Linked DNA regions of Homo sapiens: region 2 is linked to region 1. Evidence: read pairs that join two places in POLR2A ChIA-PET (ENCODE). Cell type or tissue: B cell. All regions are shown on one strand.

Region 1 (8,000 bases):
CCCCGGGGGCTCAGCCGGCTCCGCGCAGCAGCGCCCCCACCCCCACCACGCCTGGCCCCGATCAGTCCCCACCAGGACCACCTATTTCCCCAAGTCGGTCACCCACAAATGGACTGCCTCCCCGAACACCCCCAGGAGAGGCCCCGCCTTGGGGGGTAGCACTGGGGTTGGCTCCCCCAGCCCCTGGGACTAGATCCCTAGGACCTCAGGACCCTAGACTGAGATTCCCCCAAAGGAGGCATCTAGATACCCACAAACCAGGCCTTCGAACCCCTACCCTCCCTCTGAAGCCCTCACATGGACTGAAGACCCCTGGGATCAGACCTAGACATGGGCCTGGATCACCCCAGGCGGAGCGAATGGCTACCCCGACTCACAAACAGAAGGTGATAACCCAGCCTAGCTCCAGACAGCCCAAAATGAGGATTCTGGGGCCCAGCTCCATTCACCCCCAAACAAGTCCTCCAGCCCAAGACACTCAGAGAATAAGGGAAATGGACCTTAGCTCAGTCACCCCAAAATAAGCATCAGTAACCACAAGCCCCCCCCAAACTAGGCATGTATTCCCCATACTGTCACCCCCAAATTAGACGTTGGGGCCCCAAATTTGGCACACCTAAACTAGACTTTCCTCATTAAACCTCATCAGGACCCCAAGATACACCACCCACGATCTACAAAAGTAGGCCCCAGCTGCTATCACCCACTCAGCATGTGACCCCATTCTCAACACATACAAACTAGAAAATGGGACTGAAATTCAAACACCCTTAAACTGGGCAACCCCAAATGTGACAACTGGATCCTCAGACTCAAGTCAAAATGAGGATCTGGGCCTCACCCACCCTAAGGCTCCCCCAAACTAGACATCTGGCTCTCCAGACTCAGTTTCCACTAAACCAAGGAACCTCCGAAATGCCCCAGCAAGTCACCTTAACACTAGTCATGTAGGTCTCTACGTAGCATCACCCCTAAACCTTGCATCCAGACCCAATCATTGGTCACCCTAACCTATGCATGTGGACAACCAACTTTTTTTTTTTTTTTTTTGAGACGGAGTCTCCCTGTCGCCCAGGCTGGAGTGCAGTGGTGCGATCTCAGCTCACTGCAAGCTCCACCTCCTGGGTTCACGCCATTGTCCTGCCTCAGCCTCCTGAGCAGCTGGGACTACAGGTGCCCACCACCACGCCTGGCTATTTATTTATTTATATATTTATTTTTGAGACAGAGTCTTGCTCTGTCACCCAGGCTGGAGTGCAGTGGTGTGATCTCGGCTCACTGCAAGCTCCGCCTCCCGGGTTCATGCCATTCTCCTGCCTCAGCCTCCCGAATAGCTGGGACTACAGGCGCCCACCACCACACCTGGCTAATTTTTTTGTATTTTTAGTAGAGACGGGGTTTCACCGTGTTAGCCAGGATGGTCTCCATCTCCTGACCTCGTGATCCACCCGCCTCGGCCTCCCAAAGTGCTGGGATTACAGGCATGAGCCACCGCACCTGGCCTTTTTTTTTTTTTTTTTTTTTTTTTAAAGACAGGGTCTTGCTCTCTTGCCCAGGCTGGAGCTGGAGTGGCATGATCTCGGCTTACTATAGCCTCGACCTCCCAGGCTCAAGTGATCCTCCTGCCTCAGCCTCCCAAGTAACTGGGACAACAGGTATGAGCCACCACTCCTGGTCGACCAGCAGCTTTAGAAGCCCCCCAACTTGGCACCTGGAATTCCAGCATCACCTGCCCTTACAATACACATCTGAGCTTTCACCCCCACTCATAAGAGTTAGAGACCCCTCTAAGTTACCCCACGAACTCAGCATCTAGCCTCCCAACCTCAGACACCCCCAAAGTTAGGAGGACTCTGTGGCACTGAAGCTCAGATCTCCAAACTACCCCTTTTGTCCCCAAACTTCAGTCACCCTACACTAAGCACCCCATAGGCTGTTACCCCCAGAAGTAGGCAAGTCAAGAACCCCCAAATCAGGTATGTGCAGCTGACCCTCAAGGTCAGTCTTCCTAATCCAAACACCAAGAAGCTCATAATCAGAGAGACCTGAACTTGGGATTTAGAGTACCTGCCTCAAACACCCTCATAGCAGGTTGGATGGTGGCCCCCCAAAAAGGTATGTCCACATCCTAACCCCAGAACCTGCTAATGTGACCTTACAGGAAGAGTCTATTCAGATGCAATTAAATGAAGGATCTTGAGATGGGATTATCCTGAGTTGCTGGGGTGGGCCCTCAATCCATGTTAAGGGACCTGGTAACAGACAAGAAGAGGCCGGACGCGGTGGTTTACACCTGTAATCCCAGCACTTTGGGAGGCCGAGGCAGGAGGATCCCTTGAGCCCAGGAGTTGGAGGCCAGCCTGAGTAGCATACCGAGACCTCACCTCTACAAAAATAAAATTAGCTAGGCATGGTGGTGCACGGCTTAGTCCCAGCTACTCGGGAGGCTGAAGCGGGAGGATCGCTTGAGTTTGGGAGATCAAGGCTGCAGTGAGCTGTGATGATACCACTGCACTCCAGTCTGGGTGACAGTGAGACCTCTTCACAAAAAAAAAAAAAGGTGGGGGGGCCGGGCACAGTGGCTCACACCTGTAATCCCAGCACTTTGGGAGGCCGAGGCATGCGGATCACAAGGTCAGGAGATCGAGACCATCCTGGTTAACAGGGTGAAACCCTGTCTCTACTAAAAATACAAGAAAAAAAAAATTAGCCGGGCGTGGTGGCAGGCGCCTGTAGTCCCAGCTACTTGGAAGGTTGAGGCAGGAGAATGGTGTGAACCCGGGAGGCGGAGCTTGCTGTGAGCTGAGATCGCGCCACTGCACTCCAGCCTGGGCGACAGAGCAAGCAAGACTGTCTAAAAAAAAAAAATCCGATTGAAGCCACTCCTAATTCAGGCATTGAGCCTCCCAGAGGATCTGAGTCTCTGTGTCAGTCACCCCTAACTAGGTATCTGGGTGATTAGCCTCAGACATTCCCACACTAAGGAACAACACCCCGGGCCGGGCACGGTGGCTCACGCCTGTAATCCCGGCACTTTGGGAGGCCAGGTGGGCGGATCACCTGAGGTCAGGAGTTCAAGACCAGCCTGGCCAACATGGTGAAACCCTGTCTCTACTAAAAATACAAAAATTAGTTGGGCATTATGGTGGGCGCCTGTAATCCCAGCTACTCAGGAGGCTGAGGCATGAGAATGGTTTGAACCAGGAGGCGGAGGTTGCAGTGAGCCGAGATCACACCACTGCACTCCACCCTGGGTGACAGAGCAAGACTCTGTCTCAAAAAAAAAAAAAAAAAAGGAACAACACCCCAAACTCCATCACCCCAAACTAGGTACAAATAACCACAAACCCTGGCAACTAGGTCTTGAGACTCAGTGAGCCCCAAATTGTATATAAATGTTAGGAACTCATAACTAGTAGCCCTCAAACCAGACATCTGGTTGCCTTCTCTTAATCTCCCAAAGATGGGCTTCTCATACACGAGAGTGACACCCCCAGGAGGCATCTGATGACACAACCCCAGCTTGGCACTGGATCTGCTGAGGGACATCTGGGCCCCAGCTGTCACCCCAGATTGATGTTCGGGCTCTCAGATGGTCATCCCAACCTCAACATCTGGGCAGCTGGGATTACACACTCCTAAACTAGACATCTGAATGTTTTGCCACAACTACCCACAATCTAAGGCATTTTGGATTTGAGCCCCAAACTTGGGCTCTGAACCACGCCCCCAGCCTCAGAACTCCCTAACTGAACATCATGGTAAGTCACTTCTATTTTGGATTTAGGGTCCCAGCCTTAATTTGTTCCCAGATTAGAATATAGGCCCACAGGCTGGGCGCAGTGGCTCACGCCTGTAATCCTAGCACTTTGGGAGGCCAAGGCAGGTGGAATGCCCAAGCTCAAGAGTTTGAGACCAGCCTGGGCAACACAGTGAAACCCTGTCTCTACTAAAATACAAAAAAATTAGCTGGGCATAGCAGCGTGCGCCTGTAGTCCCAGCTACTTGGGAGGCTGAGGCAGGAGAATTGTTTGAACCCAAGTCCCAGCTACTTGGGAGGCAGAGGTTGCAGTGAGCCAAGATCACGCCACTGCACTCCAGCCTGGGTGACAGAGCGAGACTCCATTTCCACAAAAAAAAAAGAATACAGGCCCACAGTTTCACTCACCCCTAAATTAACCTTCAGGGCCTCAAGGTCAGCAAAACCACAGCAAGTCACTCTCAAAATAGGCATCTGAGCTCCACAGCCACCCACCCACACACTTTGCATATAGCCTCCCAGTCTCAGATGTCCCCAAAACTAGGGCCTGGGGCACCCAGGCTCAGTGACCCCCAGACTAAGCAAGTGAGCTCCAAACTTCAGTCAGCCCTAAGGTAATCAGTAGGACCCCCAAATCAACATGTGGGCTGCCAACCTCGGTCACCGCTAAACCTCAAAACCAGTCACCCTAGACTTGACACCTGAGTCTCCGAACTGACTCACCCCAAACATGACAGGTGAAATGCCACAGGAAGTCACTTCTAATCTAGACAGTAGGCCCCCACTGTCGTCACTAATGTGGGTGTCAGTAGCCCCCATCCCCGGCCTCAGTGACGAAGCCACACAACTGCAGACATCTAGAGCTGGGTGTTGGGTGTCCCAAAACAGGAACAAGGGCTCACACGTGCCCAGAACTGGGCAGGAGGAACTCCAGGCACCCCAAATTCAGGATCTTGAGCCCCAGCATCCATCTTCTCAAAGTGAGAATCTGAGTCCTCAGTGTTAGTCACCCATAAACAATGCATCTTGACTACCACAACCAACCATTTGCCCCCAAACTAGGGTTTTTTTTTTTTGAGATAGGGTCTTGCTCTGTCACCCAGGCTGGAGTGCAATCATGGTGCAATCATGGCTCGCTGCAGCCTCAAACTCCTGGGCTCAAGAGGTCCTCCCTCAGCCTCCTGAATAGCTGGGACTGCAGGCAGTTGCCACTGTGCCCAGCTAATTTTTTTGTTTTTTGTTGTAGAGATGGGGTCTCACTATGTTGCCCAGGCTACTCTTGAACTCCTGCCCTCAAGGGATCCTCCCACCTTGGCGGGACTAGCTGGGACTACAGCCCAGCTAGTTTATTTTTATTTATTTTATTTTATTTTTTTTGGAGATGGAGTCTCGCTCTGTTGCCCAGAGCAAGTGGCGCAATGTTGGTTCACTGCAACCTCCACCTCCCAGGTTCAAGCGAATCTCCTGCCTCAGCCTCCCAAGTAGCTGGGATTATAGGCGCACACCACACCCCAGCTAATTTTTGTATCTTTAGTAGAGATGGGGTTTCACCATGTTGGCCAGGCTGGTCTTAAACTCTTGACCTCAGGCGATCTACCTGCCTCAGCCTCCCAAAGTGCTGGGATTACAAGCGTGAGCCACTGCACCCGGTCCAGACTAGGCTTTAGACCCACAGGATCCTCTTGTGTCCAGTAAAGGGCAGCTGGGTCTCCAGGGCCAGAAATCCCAAGGTTACCTGTGCCCCAGCCACAGCGACCCCTAGGCCAGGCATTAGAGCCTCAGTCTCCATCTTCCCCCAGGGGTCTCTATCACTGCCACCCACAGGTGTGGAGGTGCTTTGAAAACACTGGCCCTCCATGTCATAGACATGAAGCACTCCTCAAGTGGGTCCTGAGTCCTGGGGCCCTGACCTCTTGACACCTCCATTCCAAATACCCAGACTCCTAGCTTCAGTGACCTTCACACAAAGCTCCACACCGCTGGCCACACTCACTCAGAGACCCCACACCTGAGTACAGGAAACCCTTGACTCAGTTGTCCCAGGAACATTCAGGCATCAGCACTCTCAGGCTCAGCCATGTTTAGAAGGGACCAGCACCCTAGACTCTGCGCCCCAGACTAGAGGACTGAAATGACAGCTCCTGCCGCCCCAAGTCAAAACAGGCACCCCTCAGCCTCATCCCTCCAGCTGCACAACTATGCCCCAAGTCTCTGTCCCCCAAACTAGGAAGTCTCTGCCACCCAGAACTGGGAAACTGTATCTCCATCTCTGTTACCCCAAGGCCGGGCCTTGACTTCTGGTCTCATCACCCCAAACTAGACCACTGATCCCAGTCTCTGCCTCCCCCAAATGGACAACTGAACCCCAATCACTGTCAGCTCAAACTGGACAAAAGGACCCCAGTCACTGTCACCCCAAACTAGAAAGCAAGACCAGTAGTCTCTGTCACCCCAAACATGACATGGATGAGTAATGTCTGGCACATCAAGATAGACAACAAGACCTAAACTGTCACCAGAAATTGGCAAGTGGATGAGCCCAGGAGTTCGAGATCAGCCTAGGCAACATAGTGGGACCCTGTCTCTATCAAAACAACACAAAACAAAATAAATTAGCTGGGCATGGTGGCACGTCCCAGGAGGCCTAGGTGGGACTTGAGCCCGGGGAGGTCAAGGCCACAGTGAGCCATGATTGCGCTACCTCACTCCTGCTTGGGCAACAGAGTAAGACCCTGTCTCAAAAATAAAATGAAATAAAATAGGCCGGGTGTGGTGGCTTAAGCCTGTAATCTCAGCACTTTGGGAGGCCGAGGGGGGCAGGTCACTTGAGGTCAGAAGTTTTAGACCAGCCAGATCAACATGGTGAAACCTCATCTCTGCTAAAAGTACAAAATTAGCCGGGCGTTGTGGCAGGTGCCTGTAATTCCAGCTACTTGAGAAGCTGAGGCAGGAGAATCGCTTGAACCCAGGAGGTGGAGGTTGCAGTGACCCAGGATCGCACCACTGCACTCCAGCCTGGGCGATAGAATGAGACTCTGTCTAAAAAAATAAAATAAGGCCAGGCACGGTGGCTCACACCTGTAATCCCAGCACTTTGGGAGGCCAAGGCAGGCGGATCATGAGGTCAGAAGATTGACTCCATCCTGGCCAACATGGTGAAACCCCATCTCTACTAAAAATACAAAAAATTAGCCAGGCATGGTGGCGCATGCCTGTAGTCCCAGCTACTCAGGAAGCTGAGGCAGGAGAATTGCTTGAACCCAGGAGGCAGAGGTTGCAGTGAGCCGAGATCGTGCCACTGCACTCCAGCCTGGTGACAGAACGAGACTCCATCTCAAAAAAATAAATAAATAAAAATTAAATTAAATTAAATTAGCAAGCTAGTCTGTCACCTCACAAATGTACTGGGACAATGATCTCTGTATAACAACCTACACAACCAGACCCCATTTCTGTTACCCAAAATACATGCAGGGGCCCCAGTCCGTTTCCCAAAAGCAGACAACCAGATACCCAGTCTCTGTCACCCATATATACTCTGGGACCCATCTCTGTCCTGTAAAACTAGACAACCTAGCCCTAGTTTCTTTGCCCCAAATACTGCTTGGCACCCCCAGTTTCTGTCACTCAACACTAGACAACCAGACCCCAGTCTCTGTCACCCCAAATATACCCAGGGATCCTAACCTCTGTCCCACAAAACTAGGCAACTGGACCTCCAGAGTCTATGAGGTCACATGTTCCCTGGTCTCTGTTTTCTCCCCACAAAACTATAAAACCAAATGCTCCATCTCTGTTACCCTGAATACATCACCCTGGGACCCAGTCTCTGTCTCACAGCCCTAGACAACCAACCCCCAGACACTGCCACCCCAAACGGGACAATTGTACTTCTAGGCTTCTAGGGTCTGTCACACCACGTTGAGCAACACGTTGCATAAAATGTGACCTCAGACTAGAGACCTGGGCCCACAGTCCCATTCATCTTCATCTGCTCGACCAGACTCCATCCAGTGTGTCTCCTAAACTAGACGGCCAGACCCCTGGTCCCACTCATGCCAAATGAGACAAGCTAACTTCCATTCTATGTCACCCTAAACTAGACCCTGGAACCCCTATCATTTCATCTCACCCTGGACAACTGATCCCTAATATCTGTCATTACAAACTAGGCAGCTAACCTCCTAGCCCCTGTCACCCCAAATTCAACTTCCCAGTCTCTGTGCCCCAGGCTAGGTCC
Region 2 (8,000 bases), 610 kb before region 1:
GTGGGCAGGAACTCCTCCCTTAACCTCTCTGGGCTTGTTTCCTCACCTTTAAAATGGGTGTTATCAGAGTCCCTGCATCTCAGAGTGTTGCTATGGTGACTGAATGAGTTCATTAATGTAAGGCACTTCAACAGTGCCCAAGGTGCTCAATAAATAGATCTAACTACAGTAGTGTTCCCCACTGGTCCCCTGTGCCTTGATGCCGGGCAAAGGAATAGTGCAGACAGGCAGGAGGAGGCAGAGAGGGAGAGAGAGGGAGTGGGAGTGGGGGAACGTCAGGGATGGAGACCCCAGGCAGGCGCCCAATGACACAGAGATCCGCAGTCCTCTCTCCATCTTTAATGGGGCCCCAGGTGGGCTTGGGGCACGGGTGTCCTTAAATACAGCCCCCATGGGCAAGGCAGCGGGGGCGGGGCGGGGTGGGGCCGGGCCTGCCGGGGCGGGGCGGGGCGGGGCGGGACCTCAGCTGCACTTGCAGGAGCGCACGATCATGTTGGACAGCTGCTCCACCTTGGGCTTGCGGCCCACGTAGTACACGATGGGCAGCGGCTCCAGCGCCTGCGGCACGCAGCACGGCGCCGCCGAGGCGCCCGGGTTATGCTGGTTGTACAGGGCCAGGACCTGCGGGCGGCGGGCGGGGTCAGGGCTCAGGGCTCGTGGAGGGAGGAAAACGGCCCTCCACTGCCCCATCCCCCACCCGCTACCGCGCCAGCCTCTCTCACTTCGTCTCTCCCCGCATCCCCTCTTCCCATCTCCAATTCGGTCTCTCTTATCTTCTAACATCCTATCTTATTCTGTCTCTCCCCACCTGTCTGATTTTCTTTTTGTTTTGAGACTGGGTCTCGCTCTGCCACCCAGGCTGGAGTATAGTGGCACGATCATGGCTCGCTGCAGCCTCAACCTCCTGAGCGCAAGCCATCCTCCCGCCTCAGCCTCCGGAGTAGCTCCAACCACAGGCAAGCGCCACCACTCCTAGCTTTTTTTTTTTTTTTTTTTTTTTTTTTGGTAGAGATGGGATCTCAGTCTGCTGCCTGGGCTACTCTCGAACTCCTGGGCTCAAGCGATCCTCCTGCTTCAGCGTCCCAAAGTGTTGGTATTACCATCGTGAGCCGCCGCGCCCGCCTGATTTTCTTTCTCAGTCTCTGTCCCTCCTCATCTTCGCCTCTTGCCTTGTTGTGTATCTGTCTTTGTCTCTCCTTGGCCTAACTCTGTGTCTGTATCTGTCTCTCTCATTTTGTCTCTCCATTTCTGCGTTTTTCCTTCCATCTCCCTGTCTCTCTTCTCCCCTTCACCCCCATCCCTCTGTTACTTCACTCTGTGGGTCTTCATAGCTCATCTCCCTCTGGCCCCTGCTCAGAGCCCCTCTCTAGCTTCCTGCCTCTCTCCCCATCTCTTTATTCATTCCCCTCCCCACCCCATCCCTCTCTTTCTCCCCATCCTGCCAACTCACCTCTCTGACTTTACTTCTCTTTCTCTCTCCTCTTCCTCCGTCCTGGCTCCCCCCAAGCGCATCTCGTAGCCCGGTGGGCCAGACGTACCTTGCTGTACTGCGTGTCCAGGCTCCAAATGTAGGGGCAGGGCCCGAGGCAGAAGTTGGCATGGTAGCCCTTGGGCTCGTGGATCCACTTCCAGCCGAGGTCCTTGCGGAAGTCAATGTACAGCTGCCGCACGCAGCAGTTCTTCTCCGTGGAGCTGCAGGCAGGAGAGACGCGTCAGGGGCAGGGAGGGGCTACCACCATAGAAGCCACATGCCCCTCCTCCCCAGGTGCGTGTGTCACCCTAGGTTGCCCCCCCAGCCCTATCTCCATCTGGGTCTCCCTTGCACCCACTGTGTTAATAACAACACAAATAGTCATGATAATCACTAACACAGATTAAGCACTTCCTCCAGTGCTAAGAGCAATGTAATAATTAATTTCACGCAATGCTTAAGACAAGCCTGTAAGAAGCCAGATGACCATCCACGGGGGGGCTAAATAAATCATGGCATGCCACACCCTGGAACATACAAAATAACACAGCTCCATGTAAACTGATCTGCTCTATTTGTGCAACAAATGTTTATTGAACTACTACTGTGTGCTGGGCTGGGATCTACTGTGGACTGAGGACAAATGAAACAGATAGAAATAGGCTAGGCATGGTGGCTCACACCTTTAATCCCAGCACTTTGGGAGGATGAAGTGGGAGGATCGCTGGAGTCGAGGAGTTCGAGGTTGCAGTGAACTATGATAACACCACTGCATGCCAGCCTGGACAACAAAGTGCAAGACCCTGTCTCTACAAAATTTTTTTTCAATTTTTTTAAAAAAGAGACAGAAATCTCTGCCCTCCATGGGCATGCTATAAATTGTCTTGTCACTCCTCTGCTCTGAACCTGGCTCCATCTCACGGCAAATGCCCAAGTCCTCACCGTGAGCCACAAGGTGCTATCAAATCTGGCTGATCTCAACTCCCTCTCTCACGCCTACTCCACTCCAGCCACACTGGCGTCCTGTCTGTTCCTCAGACAGTCTTATTTCGGGGCTCCTGCATCTGCTGTTCCCTCTGCCTGCCTTGCTAGTCCCACAGATACCCACTCCAGCTTGTTCCTTCACTTCATTTCTTCTTTTTTTTTCTATTTTTTTTTTTTTTTTTTTTTGAGACAGAGTCTCACTCTGTCTGCCAGGCTGGAGTGCAGTGGCATGATCTCGGCTCACTGCAACCTCCGCCTCCCAGGTTCAAGCGATTCTCCTGCCTCAGCCTTCCGAGTAGCTGGGATTACAGGCGTGTGCCACCATGCCCGGCTAATTTTTTTGTCTTTTTAGTAGAGACAGGGTTTCACCATGTTGGCCAGGCTGGTCTCGAACTCCTGACCTTGTGATCCGCCCACCTCAGCCTCCCAAAGTGCTGGTATTACAGACCTGAGCCACTGCATCTGGCCTATTTATTCTTTTTAATTTGTTATTCTTTTTAGAGACACGGTCTCACTATGTTGCTGAGGCTGGTGTCGAACTTGGGCTCAAACGATCCGCACGCCTCGGCCTCCCAAAGCATTGGGATTACTGGCATGAGCCACCACACCTGGCCCCTTCACTTCATTTAAACCTTAGCTCAAATGTCCTTCACTCAGGGACCCTTAACTCCTAAAGCAGTGTCTGGAATGCAGTAGGTACTAGTAAATATCAGTTACATGACTGAACATCACCTCCTCAGAGATACCTTTCTGAGCCATCCTTTCCAAAATATCCAAGTGACTGTTAGTTCCATTTAGTGCAATACGGTATTGCAGTTATGCAAGAAAATATAAAAATGTCTGCATTTGAAATGGGGCAAAATCTTAATTACCGATGACGCTGGATGAGAGTTTACGGGCATTCATTATCTTCATTGCTTTTGTATACATTTGAAATTTTCCATAATAAAGGAATTTAAATCAGAATAGGAAAAATAACAGTTCCCAATATCTATTACTCTCTGCCTGCCTTCTTCTGGTTTATTTTACTTCTTAGAACTGTCAAAGAGGCCGGGTGCAGTGGCTCACGCCTGTAATCCCAGCACTTTGGGAGGCCAAGGCGGGTGGATCACCTGAGATCAGGAGATTGAGACCAGCCTGACCAACATGGCGAAACCCCGTCTCTACTAAAAATACAAAAATTAGCTGGGTGTGGCGGTGCTTGTCTGTAATCCCAGCTACTCAGGAGGCTGAGGCACAAGAATCTGCTTGAACCCAAGAAGCAGAGGTTGCAGTGAGCCAAGATCGTGCCACTGCACTCCACCCAGGGCAACAGGGTGAGACTCTGTCTTGAAAAGAAAAGAAAAAAGAAAGAAAAGAAAAGAAAAAGTTGACAATGCCTTTTTTTTTTTTTTTTTTTTTTGAGACAGAGTCTTGCTCCGTCACCCAGGCTGGAGTGCAGTGGTGCAATCTTGGCTCACTGCAACCTCTGCTCATAGATTGGTGGGGCCAGCCAGGCACGGTGGCTCACGCCTGTCATCCCGGCACTTTGGGAGGCTAGGGCAGGCAGACTTGAGGACCCTGTCTTTACTAAAAATTCAAAAATTAGCTGGACCTGGTGGCGGGCACCTGTAATCCCAGCTACTGGGGAGTCTGAGGCAGGAGAATCGCTTGAACCCAACTTCAAGTGGCACCGGATAACCTAGAGGCAAGATAAAGCCTTTCCAAGAGCCACAGAAGCCTGAGAAGGAAGTCAAGAAACTGAGATCCCTGTGAACTCAGCCCGTACCACCCAATTTGGTTGGACCTCAGTTTCCTCATCTGTTCAGAGGTAGGAGCTACTAGATAAAATAAGGTGTTAAGCTGAGGGCCAAGGGGCCATCATGGGCAGGCTTAGGGAGGGCCATGAGTGCCTGAGATCATATGCACATGTGTGTATGTATGCATGTATTTCTGGGAAAAAGAGTCCTGGCTTTCACTTTCTCACAGGAAGTTCTGAACTCACAAAAGGGGAAGAACTAGTGTCCGGAATCTTTTTTTTTTTTTGAGATGGAGTTTCCCTCCTGTTGCCCAGGCTGGAGTGCGATGGTGTGATCTCAGCTCACTGCAACCTCCGTCTCCCGGGTTCAAGCAATTCTCCTGCCTCAGCCTCTCAAGTACCTGGGATTACAGGCATGTGCCACCATGCCTGGCTAATTTTTTGTATTTTTAGTAGAGGCTGGGTTTCACCATGTTGGTCAGGCTGGTCTCAAACTCCTGACCTCAGGTGACCCACCCACCTCGGCCTCCCAAAGTGCTGGGATTACAGGCATGAGCCACCGCACCCGGCTCAGAATCATCTTTAATATGCAGTTCAACCCTAGCTGGGGTTCTGAGATCCTAGGATTTGAACAATCTGTGATACTGTTATCCAAGTCAGCAGCTCTCCACGTGAGCTCCCAGGACCAGCGGCAGCATCACCTGGGAACTATGGGAAATGCAGATTCTCAGGTGGCACCCCAGGCCACTGAAATCAGAAATTGTGTGCAGGACTGGGAACAACAGTCCGTGTTGAACAAGCCGTCTAGGTGATCCTCTGACTCATTTTTTCAGCACACATTCGGGGCCTACCCTGCACCGGGCCTTGGGATACCCACAGCCCTTGCCCTTGCCAAGCCTCTTCCGTCCAGTCTCTCAAGACCTAGGCCAGGTGCAGTGACTCACGCCTGTAATCTCAGCACTTTGGGAAGCCAAGACCGGTGAATCGCTTGAGCCCAAGGAGTTTAAGACCAGCCTGGGGAGCATAGTGAGACCCTGTCGCTACAAAACTTTTTATAAATAAAAGACCCAACAGAGACTGTTTGTTGAGTCAAAGATCTACTTAGGGCCCCAGGGGAGCCCAGAGGCCTCACATCCATCTTGGATGTTGGAGAAAGGGGTTAGGAAGGAGGTAGTGTTCGAGCTGCCTTAAGAACAAATTTTCCTATGAAAGTTTTTTTTTTTTTTTTTTGAGATGGAGTCTTGCTCTGTTGCCCCAGGCTGGAGTGCAGTGGTGCAATCTTGGCTCACTGCAACCTCCATGTCCCAAGTTCAAGCAATTCTCCTGGCTCAGCCTCCCAAGTAGCTGGGATTACAGGCACACACCACCATACCCAGCTAATTTTTCTGTATTTTTAGTAGAGACAGGGTTTCACCATGTTGGACAGGCTGGTCTCGAACTCCTGACCTCATGTGATCCACCCGCCTCAGCCTTCCAAAGTGCTGGGATTACAGGTGTGAGCCACCGCGTCCAGCTGGAAAGTTTCAGATGTACACAAAAGCAGCTTCAACAATGACCAACTCATGGCCAATTTCCATTGCATCTCTACCCCTATCCACTATCTCTTTTTTTTTTTTTTTTGAGACAGGATCTCACTCTGTCACCCAGGCTGGAGTGCAGTGGTGCAATCACAGCTCACTGTGGCCTCCAGCTCCTGGGGCTCAAGCCAACCTCCCACCTCAGCCTCCTGAGTAGCTGGGACAAAAGGTACACACCACCAGGCCCAGCTACTTTTCATATTTTTTTTTTTGGGAGATGGGGTTTCACCATATTGCCCAGGCTGGTCTCCAACTCTTAGGCTCAAGCAATCCTCCTGCCTTGGCCTCCCAAAGTGGTGGGATTATAGCTGTGAGCCACTGCAGCCAGCCGACAATGGTTTATCTCAAAGCACATGCAATCCACCGTGTTGCTTCATCCATAAATATTTCAAATGTATCTCTAATTAAGACTACTTTAAAACACAGTCACAATACCATGTAAGAAAATTAACAATTCCTTGATATCTAGAGGAATATCTAGACAGAGTTCACATTTACCCAACTGTCTCATAAATATCTTTTTTTTTTAAGCCTGTGTAAATAAGGATTCAAGTAAGGTCTACACATTGCAATTGGTTGATATGTCTCTTAGGATTTTTTTTTTTTTTTAATTTTTGAGATGGAGTCTCACTCTGTCACCCAGGATGCAGTGAAGTGGTGCAATCTCGGGTCACTGCAACCTGTGCCTCCCAGGTTCAAGTGATTCTCCTGCCTCAGTCTCCCAAGTAGCTAAGACTACAGGCGCCTGCCACCATACCCTGCTAATTTTTGTATTTTTAATTATTTATTTATTTTTTTGAGACGGGAGTCTCACTCTTGTTGCCCAGGCTGGAGTGCAATGGCGCGACCTCGGCTCACTGCAACCTCCACTTCCTGGGTTCAAGCAGTTCTCCTGCCTCAGCCTCAAGAGTAGCTGGGATTACAGGGCCCGCCACCACGCCTGGCTCATTTTTGAATTTTTAGTAGAGAGGAGGTTTCACCACGTTGGCCAGACTGGTCTCGAACTCCTGACCTCAGGTGGTCCACCCACCTTGGCCTCCCAAAGTGCTGGGATTACAGGTGTGAGCCACGACAGCTGGCCTGATTTTTGTATTTTTAGTACAGACAGGGTTTCACCATGTTGGCCAGGCTGGTCTCCAACTCCTGACCTCAAGTGATCCACCTGCCTCAGCCTCCCAAAGTGCTGGGATTACGGGTGTGAGCTACCATACCTGGCCTCTCTTAGGACTTTTTTCAAAATCTACAAAATCATCTCTCTCTCTCTCTGTATATATATTCAGGGTCAACTATATATAGACTGACCCTTGGACATGGGTTTGAACTACATGGGTCCTCTTACAAAATTCACCACTTACAGGTGAATTTTTCTTCCACCTCTGCCCTGAGACAGCAAGACCAACACCTTTTCTTCCTCCTCCTCAGCCTACTCAACATGAAGACCTTTATGATAAGCCACTTCCACTCAATGAATGGAAAATATACTTCCTCTTCCTTATGATTTTCTTAAGGACATTTTCTTTTCTCTATCTTATTTTTAAAATGCAGGCATAGGCCGGGAGCAGTGGTTCAAGCCTGTAAGGCCAGCACTTTGGGAGGCCGAGGCTGATGGATCACCTGAGGTCAGGAGTTCAAGACCAGCCTGGCCAACATGGTGAAACCCCGTCTCTACTAAAAATACAAAAATTACCCGGGTGCGATGGCGGATGCCTGAAATCACAGCTATTTGGGAGACTGAGGCAGGAGAATTGCTTGAACCTGGGAGGCGGAGGTTGCAGTGAGCTGAGATCACTTCACTGCACTCCAGCCTGGGTGACACAGCTAGACTCTGTCTCAAAAAAAAAAACAAAGAATACGGCCGGGTGCGTGGCTCACCCCTGCAATCCCAGCACTTTGGGAGGCTGAGGCGGGTAGATCACTTGAGGTCAGGAGTTCAAGACCAGCCTGGCCAACATGGTGAAACCCCACCTCTACTAAAAATACAAAAGTTAGCCGGGCATGGTGGCAGGTGCCTATAATCCCAACTACTCAGGAGGCTGAAGCAGGAGAATTGCTTGAACCCCCGGGAGGTGGAGGTTGCCGTGAGCTGAGATTGTGCCATTACACTCCAGCCTGAGTGACAACAGCGAAACTCCGTCTCAAAAAAAAAAAAAGGGGATATAGGACATAATACATAAAACATGCAAAATATGTATTATTCGGCCGGGAGCAGTGGCTCATGCCTGTAATCCTA

What was found. Peaks named below come from ENCODE experiments on the same cell type or tissue, not always from the same donor. Only the 100,000 strongest peaks of a DNase experiment are listed, where the experiment ranks them.
Region 2: POLR2A ChIA-PET joins it to region 1 with 5 read pairs; 1 of 35 experiments calls an interaction of 5 or more read pairs at or near these places.

Annotation. Positions count from the first base shown.
Region 1 is chr19:41,941,044-41,949,043 of GRCh38, forward strand. No RefSeq gene overlaps it. Among named protein-coding and RNA genes, the nearest start is that of RABAC1, 14 kb to the right of the region's middle. RefSeq lists enhancers at 3,766-3,875, 4,326-4,375. In B cell, no CTCF peak of the experiment used is centred here; DNase peaks (open chromatin) are centred at 678, 3,548 and 4,438; H3K4me3 peaks cover 1,705 bases; H3K27ac peaks cover 5,902 bases.
Region 2 is chr19:41,330,590-41,338,589 of GRCh38, forward strand. It overlaps TGFB1 (transforming growth factor beta 1), which reads right to left. Exons shown (of 7, transcript NM_000660.7): 6 at 1,539-1,692; 7 at 1-621. The coding sequence ends at 463. Among named protein-coding and RNA genes, the nearest start is that of TGFB1, 19 kb to the right of the region's middle. RefSeq lists an enhancer at 4,313-4,412. In B cell, no CTCF peak of the experiment used is centred here; a DNase peak (open chromatin) is centred at 4,402; H3K27ac peaks cover 4,454 bases.